Linked DNA regions of Mus musculus: all the other regions are linked to region 1. A link is a loop called in an ENCODE intact Hi-C map of the cell type or tissue named here. Cell type or tissue: heart. All regions are shown on one strand. Each heading gives the region's core, and the rest is flanking DNA. Links, peaks and the distances in the headings are about the cores only. Region 1 overlaps Sorbs1 (sorbin and SH3 domain containing 1). Region 2 overlaps Pdlim1 (PDZ and LIM domain 1 (elfin)). Region 3 overlaps Pdlim1 (PDZ and LIM domain 1 (elfin)).

Region 1 (5,986 bases), core at 667-5,666:
CTGTTCAGTGGATAAGTGCCCCCCCCCCCAGCACTATTAACAACCCTCACAGCTGCCGCTCATGCTACCTCATGCTCACCACAGGCTAAGGGCTCTGCAAGAGCGATTTCAGGGCTCCACCCTGAGGCTACAGGTCCCTCCCTCTTACTATAGACAGCATACATGAAAAGAATTTCCCTTTCTCAGCTGAAACAGAAAAAAGAAGTCACTGGAACCCAAAAGATGAGAGAACCCCATCTCAAGGCTGAGAAACACGCAAACCAAGGAAGTGCTAAGCAGCCTTCTAGGCTCATCTCTTACTTGGAGAAACCTCAGAGAACCAGGCTGGACTGACCTATTTCCCTCGGCTTGCCTTGATTTCTAAGAGCCCGTGGACTCTACCGCGCACAAGGACACCCAATGAATGTTCGGAACGAATAAAAGGCTACATTTTCTAAATGCGAAAGGTGGCATATGGGCTGAGTAATGATATGTCTTGATATGTACAACCATGAATTTCGAAATTCCTTTTTAAAAAAAAAAAGTTAATTTAGAGATCCTGACTCGTATTCTTTTTGATATAGCAAAGTCCTAGGAACTCTATGTCCTTAAGCAAAGGCAGTCTCCACTCTGGTCCTCAGTTTCCTCTTGGGAGCAATGGAACACATGACCCATCCTCAGGGGAACTGTTTGAGATGGTGTCCTTAAAAACGTGTGTTGAAGCTCTCGGATACTGCTCTTAATAAGGTGCCTCAGGCTGGGCGGTGGTGGCGCACGCCTTTAATCCCAGCACTTGGGAGGCAGAGGCAGGCAGATTTCTGAGTTTGAGGCTGGCCTGGTCTATAAAGTGAGTTCCAGGACAGCCAGGGCTATACAGAGAAACCCTGTCTCGAAAAACCAAAAAAAAAAAAAACAAAAAAACAAAAAAACAACAACAACAAAAAAAACCCCTTCATTTCCTGACTTGAAAACTGACCGAAGTTTGCTTGGAGGGACCATCCATACCTCCAGAGAAAAGGATTTGGCTTTCCTAGGCTCAGGGGTCAGGCCTAAAGCTTTTGGGCCACAGGATATGCTCATAAACACTCTGCCCTCTCACCCCAAGATTCTGATTAAAAAAAAAAAAAATCAGCTCCCATTAAAAATGGTGAACCCAGAATGTAGTTCTACAGATACCACTTTCAAAAAGGTGGACGTTCATCTAAACTGGCTTTTAAACTTTGGGTTTCCTAATTAAACATCAGTGTAACATCCCATTTTCTCCCTTTTGTACAACCCCCAACTGAAGAGCTATCCACTGTCCTTTGTCAGCCCCCAGCTAAGGGGACAGAGGACTTTGGTGGCATGAGGGCCCTGCCTGGCCCTTGCTGTTGGCGGGTAACTTGGACAACTTCCACCTGCCACCTGTGTCTCTGAATCACTTCACCCTCAGCCAGCGCTTCAGCCCACCGTTAGTCTCCCACAGCTGCCTGGCCTCATCTATCTCAGCAGCCCTCGGCACTCCCCCACCCAGCCTGCCTGCTCTCTGTGCCCCACCCATTTCTTCCTGCTTCCCACAGATCCACAAGCCAGCACTCAGGAAACCTCTGGGAATGCAGTTGCTCCAGACAAATGTTTTCTTTCTGATAACAAAGCTGACAAAAGAATGCTTTCCCCAGATGGTTGAGGTACACTGCGGCATCTTATTAAGAGAAGTATCCGAGAGCTTCAACACATGTTTTTTTTTTGTTTGTTTGTTTGTTTTTCGAGACAGGGTTTCTCTGTATAGCCCTGGCTGTCCTGGAACTCACTTTGTAGACCAGGCTGGCCTCGAACTCAGAAATCCACCTGCCTCTGCCTCCCGAGTGCTGGGTTTAAAGGCGTGCGCCACCACACCCGGCTCAACACATGTTTTTAAGTACACCATCTCAAACAGTTACCCTAAGGATGGGTCATTTGTTCCACTGCTCCCAAGAGGAAACTGAGGACCAGAGTGGGGACTGCCTTTGCTTAAGGGCATAGAGTTCCTAGGACTTTGTTAAATCTAAAAAGATGAGAGCTGAAAGAAGTCCCATGGGACCCTTGGCTGAGTGACTGAGATACAACCAGAATTAGCAGCTGCTGACATTAAACCAAACCAGTCAGGTTCGGAAGCTCAGCTCTGAGAAGTTTGTGTTGAGTCCCATGTATGCTAACTGAACTGCTGGGACACAGGGCGGAGAACTGAGCTTCTGTGCGACGAAGAACCAGTCACGGGGTTTCAACAAAACCACGCTCACTGGAAGGATAAAGTGAGCGATCACTTGGAGTCAGCTGCTTCCATGTGTGTAACAGAGGTGTGGGGCAGTGGACAGGCTGCCTTCCATGTGTGTAACAGAGAGGCCCAGGGTCAGTGGACAGGGTACTGAAAAGCCAGATTCCAACAAAGAACGCAGCAGCCCAGCTGAGATGCACTCCTGCTCGAGTTGTTTGGTGGTTTGTTTGTTTGTTTGTTTGTTTTTTAAAGCTTGCAAACAAGATGATTTTCTTGGCTTCAGTTTCTTTCGTTTGCAGCATTAACACTGGTGGTGAGATTGTGTAGGAAACCCATCAGCAAACCTGTACACCTTTCTGTCCGTCTCCAAGCTGACTGCCAGCCACACTACCTGAATGTTCTCCAAACAGCTCCAACCCAACACATTCCAAACCAAAGCTGGCTCTGTACAGCCACCCTGCCCTCACTCAAGCACAAAGTCTGAGGAATCGGTGCTTCCTCGCCTTTCTCCCCAGTCTCCTTCAGCCATCAGGCCCCGCTTCCTTGATAGTCTACAGTAATTCCCTTGTTCTCTCTACTGCCCAATTGTCACTTCATTACCATTATGACCCCACCCAGCTGCTAGTCACTTTTGGTATCATATCTAAAGAAAGACATATGATGACCTGCAGTCACTCTTGGTATCATATCTAAAGAAAGACATATGACGACCCAACATGTGAGACTTACTAAACAAGTATTTACTGAGCACCTTCTATGTGTCAATCTTTCTCATAGGTAGGAAGACTGAACAAGGGACATAACTGACCAAAGTTTCTAGCCCAGGAGAGATGGCTTGGCAGTTAAGAGCATAACCCCGGTCTTGCTGAAGACCTGAGTTCAGTTCCCAGTACTTCAGGCAGCTCAAAACTACCTATAACTCCAGCTCCAGGGGATGCAACCACACTTTTCATCATAAGGACACTGAATTCTCAGGCACATACACATACGCATATGCACACACACAAATATATATATATATATAATTAAAAATATCTTAAATCTTTCCTGTTGAAAGTCAGTTGACTACTTTATGAAGAAATACAGGCCACTGCATGAATGTAGCTTTGTGGGAGGGAGTCTATACAGTTCTCTAGAAGTTCCATCTTAAAGAATTTTGTGATGAACCAAAAAAAAAACATTTTTTAAAAATTTTATAATATAATGTTCCCGCTACTCAGTTTTTTATTTTTCTTCTTCTTTTTTTTTTTTTTTCTCTATAAAGTCTCCCTTGATCTCTCTCTTCCTCCATCCAGTGAGAGGAGCCCGCCCCCTTCTGGATCTCAGCATCACATATGCCACGCTGGATTCAAGTTACCACTAACAAATCCGGTTCACCTTCCACAGTGACTCCAGCAGGTTGTTGGTTAATCTTCCTAAGCTTGGTGCCCTTTAAGGTTGTTAAACAAAAGCTGGTGGAATAAAGGCTCCTAAATCCAAATGCCTACATGCACACAGGCTTCTGGTATATTTTTACGGGCTGGGGAAATCTCCAATGCTTTCTATAGCTCTTCAGGTTGTGTTTTGTTCTCAGATTAAGGAAACTGCTCTCTGTGGGTTCAGAAAGAGCAGCTTTTCCTTAAGTGCCACTTGCTGGCTGAACAGAGCAGAGCTCTTTCGGTTAGGTGAAAACAGCTTTAATATGCAGAAATGATAAACGGTAGTTAGATGAAAATTACAAACTTAAAGGTCTAGAGACAGTTGGAGAATAAAACAGTGACAGTGACTCAAAATGCTAGTACTACAAAGGCTTGCTTATATTGTATTCAATAGCTCAAAATTGGCTTTATTATGCTTTTGGCTACATTCCTACTAAGTTTGAATCAGTATAGTTTAGGTGAGGTGCTACTACTGACACCTGGCCCAGAGTATCATCAGCTATGAACTGTGTGCAGAACACTGAGCTAGGACACCCATTTCCTCACATGTCATACCTGCACCTGGGATGCTCAGAGGAATAAATGTGAAGAGGACACAGTAAGTGTTCAATAAACTTAAAAGTATGCCACTGAGATCTGTGCTCTTAGCCCCAACTGATCACCATGGTAGTGACTTACTCTTCCAAACACTTCTAACCGTTACATATACTTCATTCCTCTGCCGCTTTGTCTTTTATTCACTATACTTATTTTGTGAAGGTGAGAGGATCCCCCAGAAAATCAAGGGACCGTGCCAAAATTCCTACTGTGGGAAGTAGCCTAGTGCTGGCACATCTAAGGAATTCGCTGAGCTGCCTTCTCTGGGCAGTTCTGGGAGAAGGCATGAAGGGTCAGAGGGAAGGCCAGGCAGCAATGGTTAATACCAAGCAATGCTGAAGCAAGGTGGGCGGGGAGAGTCCTGGTTAAAATGCCCAGTGCAACCAAACCCTGCCAGACCTCAAATTTATCAAATTTATCTACCTGGCACCCTGAAGATAGGTCTTGTCCCTGAAGAGTTTATAATAACAGTTAGGAAAGTATCCACAAATAACTCAGATAATTGCAGCAGACGCAGAGGCCGGATAAAGCACTAGCGTGAGCCTGGGCATGAGAAAGTCCAGGCAGAACTTTTTTATACAGCGTAGGAGCTTGCTATGTACTACAGATCTCCTAGGGTAAGATAAAGGTAGCCCTGAAAATAACTCAGACAGAGTAAGAGCTGCATGGCAAAGCCCTGGGAAGGGCATTCTGGGAGAGGATTAGAGTTAGAGGAGACCATGGTCATGTAAAAAAAATGGACTCTACCTCTAGGTGGAGACATGCCCTTTTCTCTTCCTGTAAAGGTTAATCCAATGGGGCAGGTTGGCATCCTGGCTGTAGGATCGTCTGTAGTAAGGCAGGCTCACTTTAGGATGTTCCTTCCCAGAATTCCTTCCTCCAAGGTTATCCTTGGCAGTCTGACTACCATGAGGTTCAGCTAGATGTGTAAGCCTTTCTCAAGACTGACTTAGAAGGTGTTTAATTGTTTCCGTTTCTTCTTTTCTGTATTTTTCTTTCAGCTGCTGGCCAGAACTTACACTTTTAAACTCCCTAACTAACTTAACCCCCCTAACTCCTGACTTTTTCAAAAGCGCCCGTGCTGGCCCCAGGCTGACTGCTGTCACATGGCTGACCTGTAATTGCCTATCTCAAGCAGCCTGGCTTTTGTTCCTTTCTCCCTCTTTCTCCTTCTAGGCACTAGAGGTTGACAGCCTGCCTGTCCCAGTCTTCCCCTTTTATGTTCTAATAAGTGCTCCTCAAACTTCTACAGGTATATCCATTTTAAAACTCTTTTATTAATGAAATTGGGAGCCAAGAAGGGATCCTAATTTCCAAGATATCACACGGTAGTTCTGCTGGGACACCCAAGATTTCCATTTCTTTCCTTCTCTTGCTTTTTAATTCATTGTCAGAGAAAATAAACCCATCCCTGTATCCCTAGTATCAGTTACTCCACGAGGAAGTGAATGGGGCATGCATGCACTGTGCAGCCAAATTCTTAAGAATTGGCAGAATAATAAAAGAAAAATCCATGTCCATATGAAAATCTAGGCTCCACATTCTGCATGGTGGGACTGGCTTGAGGACCTAACCATACTATCAGCTCCTGTATCTTTATTCTAGATCCAGTACATCCTGGCTACAGTCCCTTCCCTCAGGAATCCACTGAGGGCAAGACTGATTCTGATGTAGACAAATAGGCCAATAAGATGACTAAGCAAACAGAAGCACCCACTGTGCAAACCTGATGACCTGATAGATTCCAGGGTTCAGGATG
Region 2 (5,986 bases), core at 398-5,397, 88 kb before region 1:
GTACCTCTGAAGTTACTGGAATGACAGCCAAGCCACCAAACCCATATACAATGTATGAATGTGCTAGGAATAGATTCGTGAGCTCAACAGTAGGCACTGCAACCTTTGAGACACTGCACCAGCAACACATTTCCTTATTTTTACTACAACCTCTACAAAGAGGAGGGAAAGAGCCCTTTTCATGTGTAAAGAAATTCAATGTCAAAGGTTTCCCATGCCCACCCCCACCCCCACCCCCAGGCTTAGTAGTTCACCTTGCTAGAAAAAACTAAAGGAAAGAGTCTCCCTTTCCCAGAACCTGGAGACCTCAGGGCTCTACTTACGGCCTGCTGTTCGCCTCCTCCCCACTGGCTGAGGTCTTCGACTCCACAGCATTGTTGAAGTTAGAGATGTTTTCGGATGAGTAGAGGCCAGTTGGGCTGTTGTACTGGTTTGTGATGACCCGGGTGCTGGGAGCAGGTGAGGCAGTAAATGGCATGGCACTTCGGTTGTGGGCACTTCCTATGTGCAGGACTTCCTGAAGACAGGGAGCAGAGGAGACGTCAAGGAGCTGTGGATCCTAAACCCCTTATCCTGTACAGTACAGGGAGGACTTCCAGCTAAGCTACAGCAGCCCTGGCTCAAATCTAAACTTCACCTTGCTTCGAGCAGAGGGGCTCAGACAAAGGCAAGGAGACTGTGATCAATACGTGGTAAAGAATCCACAGATGTAGGACTGCAATCCCACATACTCTCTCAATCAGCTCCATCTCTGGCCCTCCCCTGAGACCCAGCAGAGCTGATGTTGGGTACCTCTAGGGAGGATAACATGTCATGCCTTGGGCTACCAGTACCCAAGTCAGAGCTGATTAGGAAAAAGTAGAGAGAGGTAGCCTAGACTACCACGGAGCTCTCCAGGTCAAAAGGTAAAGATAAACTCCCCAGACACGAGTAGGTTAGATCAGCAAGGAAAGAAGGTAAGAAGAGGAGCAGCTGCTGACTACATGTCTCAGTAGTTGGAAAAGGCAGCTGAGGCGCTGAAGGCCTACCATTCCCTGTGGTAAAACACAAGATGGAAGATTCTGGAAGACAGGTCCAAACCAGATCCTATGGGCGAAGGAGGTTGAGTTTCTGAGTCCTTATTCCCTGCTCCACCTCCAGAAATCTGGTGAACAATTACAGCTACAACCTCTCTAGGCATCTGTATAAACATGCCAAAACCAAAACACCTTTTATTTATTTTATTTTATTTTATTTTATTTTATTTTATTTTATTTTATTTTATTTTTTGAGAGAGGGATTCTCTCTGTAGCCCTAGCTGTTCTGAAACTCACTCTCTAGACCAGGCTGGGCCCAACTCAGAGATTTGCCTGCCTCCTGATTGCTGGGTTGAAAGATGTGTGTCACACAGCCTCGTTATAGTTTTTAAACTAACATTCCTTTTTTTAAAAAAAATGAGCCCTGGGTACTTCCTCTAGCTCCTTCATTAGGGACCCTGTGCTCTGTCTAATAGATGACTGTGAGCATCCACTTTTGTATTTGCCAGGCACTGGTAGAGCCTCACAGGAGACAGCTATATCAGGCTCCTGTCAGCAGGCTCTTGTTGGCATCTGCCTAGTGTCTGGGTTTGGTGGTTGTTTATAGGAGAGATCACCAAGTGGGGCAGTCTCTGGATGGTCATTCCTTCAGGCTCTGCTCCAAACTTTGTGGAGCATGTGTCCATATTACCAGTTGGAACATCTTCTGGGTATATGCCCAGGAGAGGTATTGCTGGATCCTCCGGTAGTACTATGTCTAGTTTTCTGAGGAACCGCCAAACTGATTTCCAGAGTGGTTGTACCAGCTTGCAATCCCACCAGCAATGGAGGAGGGTTCCTCTTTCTCCACATCCTCGCCAGCATCTGCTGTCACCTGAATTTTTGATCTTAGCCATTCTGACTGGTGTGAGATGGAATCTCAGGGTTGTTTTGATTTGGATTTCCCTGATGATTAAGGATGCTGAACATTTTTTCAGGTGCTTCTCAGCCATTTGGTATTCCTCAGTTGAGAATTCTTTGTTTAGTTTTATGCCCCATTTTTTAATAGGGTTATTTGATTTTCTGGAGTCCAACATCTTGAGTTCTTTATATATATTAGATATTAATCCCCATAGGAAGAACATCAATATGAACTAACCAAGCACCCCCAGAGCTCCTTGGAACTATACCACCAACCAAAGAAAACACATAGTGGAACTTGTGGCTCTAGCTATATATGTAGCAGAGGATGGCCTAGTCGGTCATCAATGGGAAGAGAGGCCCTTGGTCCTGTGAAGGCTCTATGCCCCAGTATAGGGGAATGCCAGGACCAGGAACAGGAGTGGGTGGGCTGGGGAGCAGGGAGAGTGGGGAGGGGATAGGGGATTTTCAGAAGGGAAATTAGGAAAGGGGATTCAAAATGTAAATAAAGAAAATATCTAAAAAAATTTTTTTTAATTTTAAAAATAGGTTTGCTAGTGAGATGATTCATCGGTTAAGAGCACTGACTGTTCTTCTGAAGGTCCTGAGTTCAAATCCCAGCAACCACATGGTGGCTCACAACCATCATCATGAGATCTGACACCCTCTGATGCCCTCTTCTGGTGTGTCTGAGGGTGTCTACAGTGTACTTACATATAATAATATATAATTTTTTTTTAATTTTTAAAAGAACTTTAAAAAAAAATGATCCCAGGTTATCTGATGACTCAGTTAGAAGGTTCTCCCAGCACCAGTGCTCAAAATCAACTCCAACTTCTAGTGCCGCAAGCTGTGTAGCCTTCTAAGCTCAACATGTTTTCTGAGTTCCCAAGAAAATTCTTCTAAACCTTGCTTTCTTTCTTAAACATCCAAATGATCAAAAATCAATATTCTGATTCTTCTATCATTCTTTTTCTGCTCTTTTAAAAAATGAAATTTAAGTGTTTAATTGGAAGGCATTATGAATGAGAACTGTTTAATTCAGTACGAAACTAATTTAAAGTAAAAGGCAGATAAACACATTTTTATGGTTAGGATTTCTTTCTTTCTTTCTTTCTTTCCTTCTTTCCTTTTTTTTTTTTTTTTTTTTTTTGAGACAGGGTTTCTCTGTATATCCCTGGCTGTCCTAGAACTCACTTTGTAGACCAGGCTGACCTCTGCCTCCCACGTGCTGGGATTAAAGCCGTGCACCACCACGCCCAGCTTAGGATTTCTTTTTTATTACTCTGGTAAATGTCTTTTTTTGAGTCAGAATCAGTGAGGTTTAGTTGACTTTGTCCATGTCTGCACAAATAATAAAATAATAAAAAACAAAATAATAAAAAATAATAAAATAATAAAAAAATAATAAAAAGAGGCTTGTGTTCTTGTTTGTTTGTTTGTTTGTTTTGAGACAGGGTCTCTCTATGAACCCCTGGCTGTCCTGGAACTCACTATGTAGACCAGGCTGGCTTCAAATTCACAGAGATCCACCTGTTTCTGCCACCAAGCCTGGCTACAAACAATCTCAAAAGAGGATCTTAAAGAAAAGAATGGTCATAAGGAATGATTAAGTCATTTTATGTGCACTGATTCAAAGGAATCGTAAAACCACTGAGTCCTGTCTGTGAAAGGCAGCAGCTGACTTACAGATTAGAGGCCAGGAGCTCCCATCACCACCATGGGCAGTCACAGGACAGCACCCAGCATGCACCCTTCTGTGTCCACAGCCGTTCTGGGAGCAGCGCAGGATGCTTAGTCTTTAGCCTTGCCTCCAATTTTCCCTGACACTTTGGCCATGAACATGTTATGCCTCTCTGAGCCCACTTCTCTAAGCTTCTTCAGAAGGACATGGTGTGACACGTCTGTGCACCAAGCACAGGGCAGAACAGGGCAGGGCCTCACTAGGGTCCATCTCCTCTTCCCGAAGAAACAAAAAGAGTTCCAATCAGAAGCCCATGGGAGCCATGTCATACATTCTTACAATGTATGTATGTATGTATGTATGTATGTATGTATGTATGTACGTACTTACTGCCCACAGTATAGATCAGAGGACAATTTAGGAGAATCCATTCTCACCTTCCATCACGTAGGCCCCAGGGATCAAACTCAGGTCCTCAGGGCAGGCCTGGCAGCAAAAGCCAACTCCTCAACCCACCCCTCCCCTCCCCACCCCCCCCCCCACCCTTGTTTTCTTTTGTGGGAATAGTAGAGTTTTTCCTTCCGGTGGTTTTTTTCTTTTTTCTTTTTTAATTCTTGATTCTTGCTTTATAAAGCATCTATCAAGAATGCATCTGGTTTGTACATAAAAGAAATATTTCTACCCCCATGCGGATTCTAGTCTTTCCAGAAGGCAGGCGGATTTAGGGCTTGCCTTTTGGAAGGGATGATGTCATTGTTTGGGTTTTGTATTTACTGGTCTCCAAGGAAACTCAATAATGAGGAAATACAAACTAGGTATGTAACTATGTTGACCTCAGATAAGCTGGGGTGTTGGTTGGCTTTATGTGAACGAGCGAGCAGCTCTTTACAATATCTGTGAACTCTGCCCTCACTATTTGCCCTCTAGCTCAGAAGTCTCAGAAATGGAAAATCTGGGGAAAGGGGAGGCGGGAAGATATTTGTATGAATAAAGAATGATGAGAAAAATACAGTCAAGCTACCCTTTAAAGGAGTCTGAATAATGTATTTTTAATCTGAAAACAATCTTCAAAATATCAGCACTGAAGAAAAAGTATAACCAAGACATAGATGGTTGGCCCAGGTAAAAAGTGATCATTTTGGACCAAGTTAAGCCAAAATTATTCCTCATTGTTATAAATCTATGTGGAAACTTAGCACATCAAAATTTAACACATACAGTAACTTTAATCAATGACTAGACTACCAGGAAAACTAAAACTAACTCTGGCATACTTTAAACTTGCTTATACAACTGCCAGTTTGCAGAGTAACATTTTATGAATTTCCTTATAGGTCGTACACAGAATAATATGTTCATGTCAACTTCAACATGCCAGGTGCAAAATGATCCCTAAAAGAATGTAGCATGTTAGTATGATGGCTACTGCAAATAGGAAAAATTATAACCACATTTCTGAAATTTTAACGAGACGCCTTTAAGAAAGTAAGGCTTATAATCAACCATTCCATTTATACATACTATGGAATCATATGGATTCAATTTCATATCATTTCTATGCTATATATAACTATGTGTTATCTTTTCATTACTATTTCTATGTAAAAAAAAAAAAAAAAACCTAAAGAGTGTCTCAAACTTTAAAAAGAAAAATTTAATTTCAAATCTTCTGGGGTTAAATATATAATAATCACAACCCCACTTTGAAAATTGCAAAAATAGTTATCCATTTACTTACTTATTTGTGTTCTTCTTGTTGTTTTACGTATGTGTGCATCTGTGTCTGGATGCGTGTGTGTGTGTGTGTGTGTGTGTGTGTGTGTGTGTGTGTGTGTGTGTGTACTTGTGAGTGCGTGCACTTGTGTGTGTGTATGTGTGTGTGTGTACTTGTGAGTGCGTGCACTTGTGTGTGGAGACTGGAGGTTGATGTGTGATACCTTCCTCAATCCACATTTTTAGACACAGGGTCTTTCAGTGAACCCGAAACTCAGCCTTCTAGCTAAACTGGCAAACCAGTTCGCATTGATGGGACTGCAGATGGGCACAGTCATGCCCAGCTTTCACACATGGGTGCTGGAAGTTCAAACTCAGGTCCTTGTGCTTAGTGTGAACGCACTTTACCCATAAGCCACTTCCTCAGCCACACTTACTCTTAATAATTCATTCATTCATCCAACAGAGAACATAGTTTGTAGTGAGCAACACGGGCATTTTTACCAACGTGTTCTAAATATTTCTGTACTTATTTCAAAATATACCCACACAGTATAGATATTTTAGAAGACACAACTAAGGGAGATAAAAACACCTATCAGCTATCTACCAAGAGATTCATTTGTAAATACAGAATCTCGGGACAATCTACTGTTGTAGAAAATTCTACTCG
Region 3 (5,986 bases), core at 349-5,348, 100 kb before region 1:
GAGGCAGAGGTAGGTAGATCTCTGTAGGTTTGAGGTCAGCTTGATCTACACAGTGAGTTCCAGGACAGCCAGGGCTACACAAAAAGACACTCTGTCTCAAAAAAACATCACTTTTTATAATGAATCGACAGCAATAGAAAATTGGGGCTGGAGAGATAGCTCAGTGCTACGCTTGCAGAGGACTGAGTTGAGTCCCCAGCACCAATATGATGACCCACAACTGCCTGTGACTCCAGCTCCAGGGGATCTGACACCCCTCCTTGCCTCCCCAGTCACCCACATACACATATATAAATAAAGATAAGACAAAGCCCTTTTTAAAAATTCAAACCTGTGAAGAAGACTGAGCAACTAGGACTGGCCAGATGGTCCCGTGGTTAAAAGTAGTTGCTGCTCTTGCAGAGGACTTGGGTTCAGTTCCCAGCACCCACACAATGACTAGTAATCACTCATAACTACAGCTCTCTTCTGGTCTTTGCAGATACGGTGTACATACAGTAAACAGATATACACACAGGTAAAGCAACCATATGTGTAAAATAAAAGTAAATATTTTTAAGACTGAGCCAGAAAATATAATCCAGAGGGGCGCTCTTGTCCCTTCCCCTACTACCAACACTCCCACCCACCTGCAGCCCAGTTAGCCCTCACCCCAAGCATTGGAAGTGGAACCCAGGGCTTTATGCATATTACATAGTTCTACTCTAAGCGTTCTACAAGCGATCTGTACCTGAGCCCTCTTTCTCCCTCCTCTCCTCTTTTCAATAAATGATTCACATTTTTAAAAAGTCAATGCCAAGCCAGAAGTGGTAGTGTGTGCTCATGTAACCTCAGGCTCTGGGGAAGATGGCAAGCTCTAGGCTGCACAGGAAGACCCAGCCTTTCACAGCAAGCCTTTCTCTAGTGTGGTGCTCATCCGTGCTCCAGCAGAGACAGACTCTCTCCACAGGGCCCCTTACCTTTCCCATCTGACTCCAGGATCTCCTGCAGAACCAGGAAGGATGTGGACTGTTTGGGGGGCTCGTTTAATTCTTGCTTCTCCTGAAGCATCTTGTAAACTTCAGAGTCCTTGTCAATGATAAGGCTGCCGGAGGGATGAGGCTGAACCACGCTAAAAAGAACATTTGGAAAGCCATCAGGACAACGGTGAAAAGTTAGTCCCAAAACTTCACCAGGTACTTCCTTTCAAGCAAGCACATACTACTTGAAAGAATGGACAGTGATTATCCCATGTCTCCAACTCCCCTGACAATGTTGCAGTGGGTCCTGGTAAGCAAAGCTGGCTGCTACTTTAATACAGTAAGAGGCTATTTTCCCAAATAGTCTCGTAATTCAATTACGTTGTGGCTTACTCCCACAGATGGGGACTTCTTTCCCTCTTTTAAAATTACATAGTCAACATTATGTCAAGAGAAAAATTTGAAGAGGAAAAATGTCAACCGCAACCCAGCCACTAAAACTCAGCTGAGTCCCCTTGCAGGGGGGTGGCACATGCATTCCTCGCATGAGCAGAAACCTCATCTTTTCATTCCTGATGTCAAAGTGCTTCTCACGCTGCCGGACGCTCCTCGTCCTTCAGAATGGAACTCTCCGGCCTCTGTGCCTCTAGCTGGAGGCAGCAGCCTTGGCCTGCCCCACTCACAGGGATTGTAGAGAGAAGGAAAAGTTCACAGGCTTTACTAAGTGAAGGCTCAGACCCTGGGGGCCAGGCAAGCCAGACCATGCCTCCCACTCCTTCCTCCCTTACTTTGCATGCCCAAGACAAGCTGAGGCAGGCACTACTATGATGCTGGGCCTTTTTTTTTTTTTCACTAAGCCACAGCTTACGCTGCCTGGCCACACTGGCCACAGAGAAATGGTAGAAGGGAGGTAGCCCTTCAATGGCAGACTGTCCTTATCCAGACTCCTCTCAAATTCCCAGCTCCCCTGCACGATTACGCCACACCACGGTACACCAGCAAGACCCACCAGCTGTGTAAGCCTGCCTCTCTGCTGCCTTGCGACAGAGGTCAGAGGCGGATTTCCAAGGAATTAGGAATTTCACACTGTGGCTCAACGCAACCTCCTCATCTGACCTAGAACCAAATATTTAGCTTTTATAAACAAAACGCAAGTGTATTCAAGTTCAACACCTTTGGAATAAATGTTCATTTCATAAAGGCCTTTGAAGATTAAGGCCTTTTCTCAGAACAGCTCTCCAGCTATGACTGGACCAGCCAGCCTCATTCTAGGCAAAGTTCTTACTGATCCTTCTACCTGTGCTGTGACCCCCATGTATTTCCAGAGAACCCTGCTACACACAGGGTGTATTCCTTGGAGAGGATTTACTGACCCTGACTTACAACAGTACCACACATACCTGTCCTCTACCCTCTAACTCACCCTCCTCCCGCATACTCTACCTGGATTTTTTTTTTTAATTTTTGGCTCCCCCTAGAGGTAAACAAACATATTGCCTTGCTCTCTGTAAGTGCCCAGGTCTGTCTCAGGACGTAGCCCAGACTCAGATCCAGCACCAGGTAAGTTAGTAAGCATCAATGCCACTCCCTCCTTGCTATGATCGCCATGATCCTGTGAGCTCACCCTGAAGCAATGCAGGGCTGTGGAGGACCCACCTTCTCAACCCACACATGCTCTTTCTTCTCATTTGCATAACTTGTTTAGAAGCTACCTGAAAGACATACTGTGCCCAGAAGGAGCAAGCACAAAGATCAGATGAACTACCAGTGGCGGTTACTATCATTGCGTGTAGATAGATATGTACAAACACAAACGCACAAGCTGAAGTTGCTGAGCTATGAACTCTCACCCTCCACACCACTGAGAGCAAAGGAATTACAGCCATTGAATCTATTCACTCATTTCCTACCCACCATTGTGCAATTGGTTCATGGTCCATTTTGAAGAGAAAAAGTATGTTTTCTATGGTAATTTCCTCTAAGTTACTACCCCTTTCCTGTTCATCTCTCCCTCGCTGTCCTTTTTCCTCTCCTCTGAGACAAGCGGTAGGGAAGACAGGACAGCCTGCTGGAAAATTTATATACTCGGGCTCCAAGCGAAAGACTCAAACACAGGAATAAAGCCCCAGGTAGGTTTCCCTTGGACTCCAAACATATTCTGATAACAAAGAAAACAAGGTCCACAAAGGGTGACATAGGCTCTGCTACTACTGGATAAGGCTGGTGCTGGCTGCACCTGCCACCTTTGATTTGCAATGGCTGGATAGAAGCAGCCACCCTTGTGTAACCTGCCCATGGCAGCTGGTCTCTATCTACCCTTATCTGTCTCCCTTCCCTTGCAGCAAAACATGGGGCAGGTTGAATGGCCACCTGGTGGAGTCAAACCAGAGTCTTCTACCATCTCAATTCCATCCTTTTTGATACTTGAGTTTTGGGCTTGGAACCTCACCATAATAAGCACATTACATTATTCTTTCTTAATCTTTTTCCTATTGCTCTTAGGACTATTTTAAAATCCAGATCAGGCCATGGAATGTTTGGAGGATGAATTTTTTTCTCTTATTTGTTATATGTTATGTCTGGAAGCCACCAAGGGAACACTAAAAATAACAGAACTAAACCACAAGGACATCATACATTCTTCCAGCAAACAGGCTTGGGAATAATGAAAGAAAGAAAAGAAAGGGAGGGGGGAGAAGGAAAAGAGAGTGAGAGGGGAGAGACAGAGGGGAGGAAGAAAGGGGAGGGAAGGAAGGGAGGGAGGGAGGGAGGGAGGGAGGGAGGGAAGGAGGGAGGGAGGGAGGGAAGAAGAACAATTTACCATTTATTTTCAAATAATATGACAGCATTTTTTATATGCTGTGACTTTTATGAAGTATTCTCAATATGCATTACCCTAACCAAAACACAGTCAACCTAATTCAAAAAACAACACAAGACTCTAAAATCCTAAGACTTAGACATTAGGCTGTAAGATATTAACGCAATATCTGAAAAAGTAATTGGGATAAAAGCATGCATAAGAAATGGAGCAAAAAGATTCCTATTTGTGTATATAAAAAGGCCTGCACTCTCAGGACTCTGGAGGCTCAAGAGTTCATGGTTAGCCTGGGCTACATAATAAAGGTGCATACTTCAGAGAGATCAACTTACTCTACCTATTCTCTTCCCTGGAACAAAGTGAAGCAAGTATTTCCTGACTTACTTAGTGAAGTAAATATTATACTAATATAAAATAAGGTGACAGTGTTTAAAAAGAAAGCAATAGGTGATATCCCTCATAAAGATGTAAATTTCATAGCAAATAAAATTCAGCAATATATAAAACGAATTACATGTCACAGACAAGTCTTCAAGATGCTATAGACATTATCGGCAGATTTGCAAAAATTCTTTTGAATACACAGTGAATTCCAGGACAGCCTGGTCTATGTAGCAAGACTTTACTTCAATATAACTAAAACTAAAAATAACTAAACAGTCAGAAAAATAGAACTGGAGAGAACGTCCCTAGCTCGCTACAGTGCATCTACAGAACCCATGGCATTGTCTAATAGGGAGAAGTGACATGCCACGGTCTCATCCTCTGGCCTCTACTGCTCCCCACAGTGCTGTAAACTATAGCCACTGCACTATGGGGGGAAAGGGAAACAAATAACAAATAAGGGGCAGGAGAGATGTCTCAGTGGTTAAGAGCACGGACTGCTCTTCCGAAGGTCCTAAGTTCAAATCCCAGCAACCACATGGTGGCTCACAACCATCCATAATGAGATCTGATGCCCTCTTCTGGTGTATCTGAAGACAGTTACAGTGTAATAAATAAATATAATAAATAAATAAATCTTTGGGCTGGAGCAAGCAGGGCCAAGCAAACAGGAAAAAATGAAAAAAAAAAAAAAAGGTCAAAGAAGACCACGTGAGAATCACTTACACAACATGATTGACACATCGAAAATTACACAGAATCTATTTTTTAAAATCTAGAAGTAATAGATAAACTCAGGCAAAAACACAACAAAATAAACATAAAGGAAAAAATTTTAATAAAATGTAGGGGACTGGAAAGATGGCTTAAAGGTTAAGAGCACTGACTGCTCTTCAAGAAGTCCCAAGTTCAATTCCTAGGTGGCTGACAACCATCTAAAACAGAATCCAATGCCCTCTTCTGATGTGTCTGAAGACAGCTACTCATATACATAAAATAAATAAATAAAATAAAATGTGGGGGCTGGATCTGCTCTTCCAAAAGGCTCATGTTTAGATGCCAGCACCCACATGGTGGCTGACAGTCTTCTGTATTCCCAGTTTGAAAGAATCGAGCGCCCCCCCCCCTACTTTCTGGCCTCCACAGATACCAGGCACACATGTAATGCACAAAACATACAGGCAGACAAAACATTTATATACATAAAGTAAAATTTCAAAAATCTTTTTAAAAATTAAACGTATTTCTTTATGAGCACGCAGACTCTGAAGGCACAATGCTATTTATAGGTGTTCTCAAAGTAGATTAACTTCCTATTTGGATGTAAATCTAACAGTTATGGAACCTGTGTGCTAAGAATGGTGACGCTGGGACTGGCGAGATGTGTCAGTGGGTAAGAGCACTGACTGCTCTTCCGAAGGTCCTGAGTTCAAATTCCAGCAACCACATGGTGGCTCACAACCACCCGTAATGAGATCTGACGCCCTCTTCTGGTGCATCTGAAGACAGCTACAGTGTACTTATGTATAATAATAAATAAATCGTTGGGACAGAGTGAACAGGGTCCTAAAAAGTCGATTCCCAACAACCACATGAAGGACCCATATACATAAAATAAATTAAATATGTCTTAGAAAAAAAAAAAAAAAGAATGGCAAAGCTGGGCTTTAGTGCAAAGCGACAGAGCCACCCAGCCGTTCTCAGCAGTCAGAGATAGGAGTTCAGAAGTTCAAGCCTTGCCTCCTCTCCTAGTGAGTCAAGCGCAGCCAGTCTAGTGAGACCGTGACTCAAAATCAAAAGTAAGATAAGACAACTGCGGATG

The links. Peaks named below come from ENCODE experiments on the same cell type or tissue, not always from the same donor. Only the 100,000 strongest peaks of a DNase experiment are listed, where the experiment ranks them.
Region 2: it touches region 1 in a loop (5-fold over the local background); 3 of 42 quality-filtered maps call a loop at or near these places.
Region 3: it touches region 1 in a loop (2.5-fold over the local background); 2 of 42 quality-filtered maps call a loop at or near these places.

The regions. Positions count from the first base shown.
Region 1 is chr19:40,330,564-40,336,549 of GRCm38, forward strand. The region is part of intron 20 of Sorbs1 (sorbin and SH3 domain containing 1); the gene reads right to left. Among named protein-coding and RNA genes, the nearest start is that of A930028N01Rik, 37 kb to the left of the region's middle. In heart, for the core only: a CTCF peak has its summit at 3,527 (motif pointing left); a DNase peak (open chromatin) is centred at 1,528; H3K27ac peaks cover 1,384 bases.
Region 2 is chr19:40,243,083-40,249,068 of GRCm38, forward strand. Pdlim1 (PDZ and LIM domain 1 (elfin)) reads right to left here. Exons shown (of 7, transcript NM_016861.4): 4 at 324-517. Among named protein-coding and RNA genes, the nearest start is that of Gm41845, 25 kb to the right of the region's middle. In heart, for the core only: a CTCF peak has its summit at 2,579 (motif pointing left); a DNase peak (open chromatin) is centred at 4,349; H3K27ac peaks cover 1,802 bases.
Region 3 is chr19:40,229,548-40,235,533 of GRCm38, forward strand. Pdlim1 (PDZ and LIM domain 1 (elfin)) reads right to left here. Exons shown (of 7, transcript NM_016861.4): 5 at 960-1,111. Among named protein-coding and RNA genes, the nearest start is that of Gm41845, 39 kb to the right of the region's middle. In heart, for the core only: a CTCF peak has its summit at 2,449 (motif pointing left); no DNase peak of the experiment used is centred there.